2 separate regions of the Homo sapiens genome follow, and region 1 is linked to region 2. Evidence: chromatin loops called from intact Hi-C (ENCODE). Cell type or tissue: HCT116. All regions are shown on one strand. Each heading gives the region's core, and the rest is flanking DNA. Links, peaks and the distances in the headings are about the cores only.

What was found. Peaks named below come from ENCODE experiments on the same cell type or tissue, not always from the same donor. Only the 100,000 strongest peaks of a DNase experiment are listed, where the experiment ranks them.
Region 1: a loop joins it to region 2, with 6 times the contacts of the local background. A loop is called at or near these places in 1 of 110 quality-filtered maps.

Annotation. Positions count from the first base shown.
Region 1 is chr4:56,306,410-56,309,324 of GRCh38, forward strand. It overlaps CRACD (capping protein inhibiting regulator of actin dynamics), which reads left to right. Exons shown (of 11, transcript NM_001393381.1): 5 at 1,126-1,290. Among named protein-coding and RNA genes, the nearest start is that of AASDH, 80 kb to the right of the region's middle. In HCT116, for the core only: no CTCF peak of the experiment used is centred there; a DNase peak (open chromatin) is centred at 1,252.
Region 2 is chr4:55,806,052-55,808,966 of GRCh38, forward strand. No RefSeq gene overlaps it. Among named protein-coding and RNA genes, the nearest start is that of EXOC1L, 12 kb to the right of the region's middle. In HCT116, for the core only: no CTCF peak of the experiment used is centred there; no DNase peak of the experiment used is centred there.

The DNA.
Region 1 (2,915 bases), core at 265-2,764, 500 kb after region 2:
CCTGAGCATGGGAGAATCATCTGAACCTGGGAATTCAAGGTTGCAATGAGCCAAAATTGGGCCACTGCACTCCAGCCTGGGCAACAGAGCGAGACCGTGTCTCAAACAAACAAACAAACAAACAAACAAACAGAGAAAGATGAACATTTCAGAAAATATATTCTTTGAGGAATATAATGACTATGTAACCCAAGGACCTAGGTCTAGAGCAGTGGTTCTCAGCTGGGGGCAATTTTACCCCCCAGGGGACTTTGGGCAACTTCTGGAGACATTTTTGCTTTTCTAATCTGGCCTTCCTCTACTTGCAAATACTATTTAATCTTCCGAATTTCTACCCCATTTTCCCCTCCCTTTTCCCTGTCCTTCTAGCCACCACTCACCAGTAGTCAGTCCCTCCCTGGCTTTTCCCCATTTGGTTCCTCTGTCTCCTTTGTCACGGTTAGGTGGCCACAGCAAGGCAAAGAGGACGTCCAGATTGTTCCTATCCTTTATAGGGTTTTAGTATTGATCATGGAAAGACTTGCTGGCCCTGGGGCCTTCTTTGCCTTGGCAGCGACCCAGTGTGGCAGAATGCAATGTTCTGGTTTGGGGTCTCAAGCTAAGGGCTGGTGAGGAAGGCTGCGGAAGTATAAATCTTCAAAGTGAATATGTCCCAAAGGGGCTGGAGAGTTGCACCAACCTTTAGGGTCTTGATTTCCCTCAGTGGTTCCTACATTTCATGTAACTGTTTTCTATAATTTTTTTTGCACTTTTAAGAGACTTTTTATGTAAATGAATTTATAGGTTAATGAAAAATTTTTGTCATAACATATATCCCAACTTTTGGTTCAGAAAATGTGGCCACCATGCCCACTGGGAAATGTTGGGATCTCCATGAAAGAGGTGGCTGGATGAAAAAGCTCATGGCTTGAAGGTGGGAAAGAAAAAAAAAGAAAAGAGAAGAAAGTGGAAAACAAATTAACTTATTACAGGATGGCATCATGGTTTCCTGGCATGGTGTTGAGTCTAGAAATCAGTTGTGCACAAGGTATGCCTCAGTGCTCACTAGACATGCTGGAGAACCTGGTTGTGGTGGTTGTGAACTGCTTCACTGCTTCAGAATGTCTTTCTTCTGTTTCTCTCCAGCAACAGTTGGGCAAGAATATCAAGTTTGGGCAGCGGTCACCCAATGCCATTCCCATGAATAAGGCAAACAGTGGAGAGGCTAGCTTAGAAGAGGATCTGTTCCTGACCAGTCCCATGGAAATTGTGACTCAGCAGGACATCGTCCTCTCAGACGCAGAGAACAAGGTAAGTCTCCTCCAGGGAATGACTTGATGGCTCATAAACCAGGGCAGGACATTGGGCCTCCAGTAACCCTGGGGTCTGCAGCAGGGGAATTAGAGGGAGGAGCTTTTCTCATGAGTAGCTCAGGGCTTGAGGGCACTTCCTGGTAGGTGTCCTGACCTGTAGCCAGTGAAGAGGACAGGGAGGAAGAGGAGACAAGCCCTTTGCAGGCGGTCTTCCCAGTGTCTTTCACTTACCCTTCAAGGCTTATGCCTACCTCTTCTGGGAAGCCGTACCTGGCCTCACCCCAAGCTGTACTGTCTTCTTGTGCCTTTGCTGTGTGTCTTTACCATTTTTCACACGTCTGTTCTCCCTATCTATGTCCATGTAACTGTTTTCTCTCCATCTCTAAACATGGGATTCCTTGAGAACAAACTGGGTCTGACACATCTTTGTCTCCCTAGGACTGAGCCACTGCCTGCTTTGCAGTACTGCCTAATTATTTGTCCAAGTGGACTAATTTAAAGGGAAATGAAAAAAGAAATGCGTAGGGGCTCCATGAGATAGAAGACATCAAACAGGCCAACTTGAAGAGTACCTAGTCTGGAAAGAAAGTCACATTCCAGCACCATCCTGTCTAAATTTGATCTCTTGACACTTTGAGCATATCCTGAAATGAGAGTTCTTCCAAAGCAGCAGAAAAGATGCCCTTAGACCTCTTAGGGAAAAAGGAGCAAAGTCCAACCAGTAGCGAGTCAGGAATTCTCTAGGTGAGGCACTGGGGTTTCACTTTAAAAAAAAAAATGAAAAAACAAACAAAAAAAAAACCCATTCTCTAGGCTCTGCCTATCAAGACCCCTGGAATTTTGTTGGGTGTTATTAAAATGGGCATGTCTCAGAAGAAATCATGCATTATCAACTGATGTGTCATGAGAGTAGTGAGAAAGACGAGTGATTTGCAGAGGCAAGTGAGGAAGGGATGTGAAAAAGGACATTCCTCCCCTGTTGCCCATTGTGACACCTGGCACCCACGCATTGACACCCTTTGTGTGGTAGGTCAAGCAGGGATGGGCCCATCTCTCCCGGCAGCTCTAAAATTGCTCTTCCCAACCTCTCCAGTGCTAGGCAGAAGCAACAGCCATCGCCTTGGTGCAGGGGTATCCTGAGATCTGAAGCAAATGTCCTCACAGTTATTGATGAGCTCATAAGTGCTGGGCACTGTGGCCTGGGGGATTGTTTGTTCAGCAGGCTCTGTCTCAGATATGGGTATTACAGAGGTGAGCAAGATTCTACAAGGGGCCCCCCATCTCTGTAGTTTACACCCTAATGAGAGGGTGTAACAAACAACAAACAAGTCAACCAGTATATAAATAGAATCATTTCAGATCAAGAAAAATGCTGGCTGCACAGAAAATAAAACAGGGTAATGGAAAAGTGAGTAACTTGGTGGTGGAGAGGTCTCTTATTTGGGTGAGGAGTGTAGCAGGACCCTAGTGGGAGCAAGGGGAGGGTAGAGAGAGGTGCCAAGCCGGATTGTATAGACCATGGGAAAAGGGTAAATTCTATTTGGAAGATAATAGGAAGCCTCTGAGTAATTTTAAGCAGAGCAGTGACATAATCTGATTTGTATTTTCTGAAGATTCTTCTAA
Region 2 (2,915 bases), core at 258-2,757:
GAAGGAAAGGCAAAGGGAGTAACTAAAAAAACAAGCTTCATGAAAGCCTAGAGGCCAGGCATGGTGGCTCATATGTGTAATCCCAGTGCTTTGGGAGGCTGAGGTGGGAGGATCACTTGAGGCCAGCAGTTCAAGATGAGCCTGGGCAATATAGCGAGACCCTTTCTCTATAATTTTTTTTTTTTTAATTAGCCGGGCATGGTGGCATGCACCTCTATAGTCCTAGCTATTCAGAAGGCTGAGGCAGGAGGATCACTTGAGCCCACGAGTTTGAGGTCATGGTGAGCCAAGATTGTACCACTGTATTCCAGCTTGGGCAACAGAGCAAGACTTCATCTTAGGAAAAAAAAAAATCCTGAAGTGGAGTGGAGTTAGTGGAAATTAGAAAGAAAAAATGAATATAAGTGATACTAGATGAACAGTGCTCAAAAATCCATATAGGGCAATTATAATAACAAATGAGTTACTGTTGAGGATATAGTAATGGATAAAGCAGATGTGTGGTCTGTTTTCAAGAAGCTTTTGATTAGTTGAGATATGAAAAAGTTTTGAAGTTTCCTTAGTATGGTCTGTCTTAAAATATAGTGTATTGATAGAAAATTTGAGGTTCCATAAGGCCAACAGATTGGGAGACTATTGCCAGTGAAAAGATGGCTTCGTTTTACTCACAGATCCCAGGAAGAAGGGAGGAAGGGGCATACCATGTCTCACAATGGAGTCGGGGGAGACACAGGGAAGCACCAGGGTTGGTCAGGAGGCAGAGATAGGGGGAAATTGTGGGCAAGAGCTTTTATTACGATTTCCACAGGCAGGAAGAGATGACACAGGGTAACCAGGTTTAGGATTGGCTAGTTTGAATAATTTCAGCAGGCTCTGGAGCATAGAGACTGGCCTAATTGTCTAGCACTTGGCTCTGGAGTGATTGGGGCAGATGGCCAGGAATATGAGATAAAGAAGGTAGAGGGGGTATGGGATCTGGATTGGTTGGTTTGCAGCTGAAAGTTATACTTTCAGGTGAGGTATTTACTAGCTCTAGAAATTAACAAACTCTGGGAGGGGACATCGCTTCAGGGTCAGCAAGGCCCCAGATGTCCAAGCATCAGATTACAGAAAATACAAGACATAGTTAATACAGCCTCCTTAAAATAGGGGAGCGTATTCAGCTTTGTATCCCTAGCATCCACCATAATACTTTGCACATGAGTGTTGGTTGGATGATCAGATTAATAAATCCCCTCTTTGACTCTTTAACTCTGTTAGAGTTTGACAACTCATCCTTCAGTTCTCAGCTGGGTGGTCACTTTCTTAGGGAGGCCCTCTCTGATTCCTTAGACAAAGCAAGTTACCACTGTCATGGACACATCGATGCACCGCCCCAACACCCCTTCAGTGAAGGAGGGCTGACAGACAGCCTTCAGTAGGTTATGCATAAAGCTAAAAAGGCAATCCTTTTAAAAATTAAAGGTACTTTTAAAACAGAAAATGAAAGGTGAATGAGTGGTTATTTTCTTTGTGGCAAGGCTACTTTATATCATAATTAGTATTGTTTCAACTTTGAGAGGCAGAAATCCAACCCAAACTTACTTAAGAAAAAGAATTTATTGGTTTATATGACTGGAGAGCTATCTTCAGGCATGGCTGGATCCAAGGGGTCAAATGATGACATCAGAATTCTCTCCATCCTCATTTACCTCACATCTATTTCTCTCTCTGTGCATGACCTCATCTTTTTCTTTTTTTTAACTGAAAATAGCCTCCCTCTCTGTCACTGGGGACAATGGCATCAAGCAGCTTCTGTTTACCTTATACTTACAGCTCTCAATCCAGTAAGAAGATAAAGATCATCATTGTTTTCACAGAACCTGTATAAAATTTCAGAGGACATTTATATCAGTCAGGATCCATTCTAGACACAGAAACCACATTGGTTATCTGAACAGGAAAAATTTAACAAAACAATTTTTAACCAGAGCAGTAGAAGATGGTTCAGTAAAAGTTAACATCCCCTGCAACTTTTTTAAATAAGTGACCAAAACACCACACACACACAAGGACGCTATTGAATCCAGAAACAGCAGGTACGAAAGAGCAGCTACTAATTGTAGGCTCAGGATGAATTAACAATAAAGGAACCAAGGACTAAAGGAGCCCTCTCCTTTGAAGGATGAGGCTGAGACCCCTTTGAAAATGATGTGGCTAATGCAGGAGCCAGAAGCCTGCTGGTGGTAAGTCAATTTGCCATAGGTCACAGACCACAGCCAGTCTATAGAAGCAGCTTGCAATTGAAGGAGGGTGTGGACAGACTGCAACTTGTCTGTTGAAGCAGCCCACTGCTGCCTAAGGGTGTGGCTGAGCACGGCTGCTGAAAAGTGGTTGCAGATGGGGAGCACATGGCCTGAGGATACAACTAGAGCTCACTGGTGCAGCCCCTGGGCTCCCACCCGAATTAATAAGAACAATAATGTTATACATTTAATATGCAACATTTTATATATATATATATATATATATATATATATTATAATAATAATAATGTAGGACCAGGACCTGGAAAGGAAGATTCTTCTGCTGCTATTGCCTTGCAGGGACACCCCATTGTTCTCGATTGGTGCAGTTTAACATTCCACTAGCAAGCACGGGAGAAATGTTTACAGGGCTCAGTTCCAAGATCCCAAAGCAAGGAAAAGAAGGATGGGTTTGAAGCTGGGAGACGGTAAGTTAGGCACAGTCCTGCTTGGGTCATATACACAGCCCTGAACCAATCACCGTGACTAGGGGAAGGAGGACTCTGATTAGCTAAGTCCAGGCCAGATTCATGCATAAGCAAGGGGCAGGAGGAACAGCTCCACCTCTACACGTGGAATGGCTTCTTCATAGAAAAGATGGATTCTTCTACCAGAAAAAAGGAAGAGTGC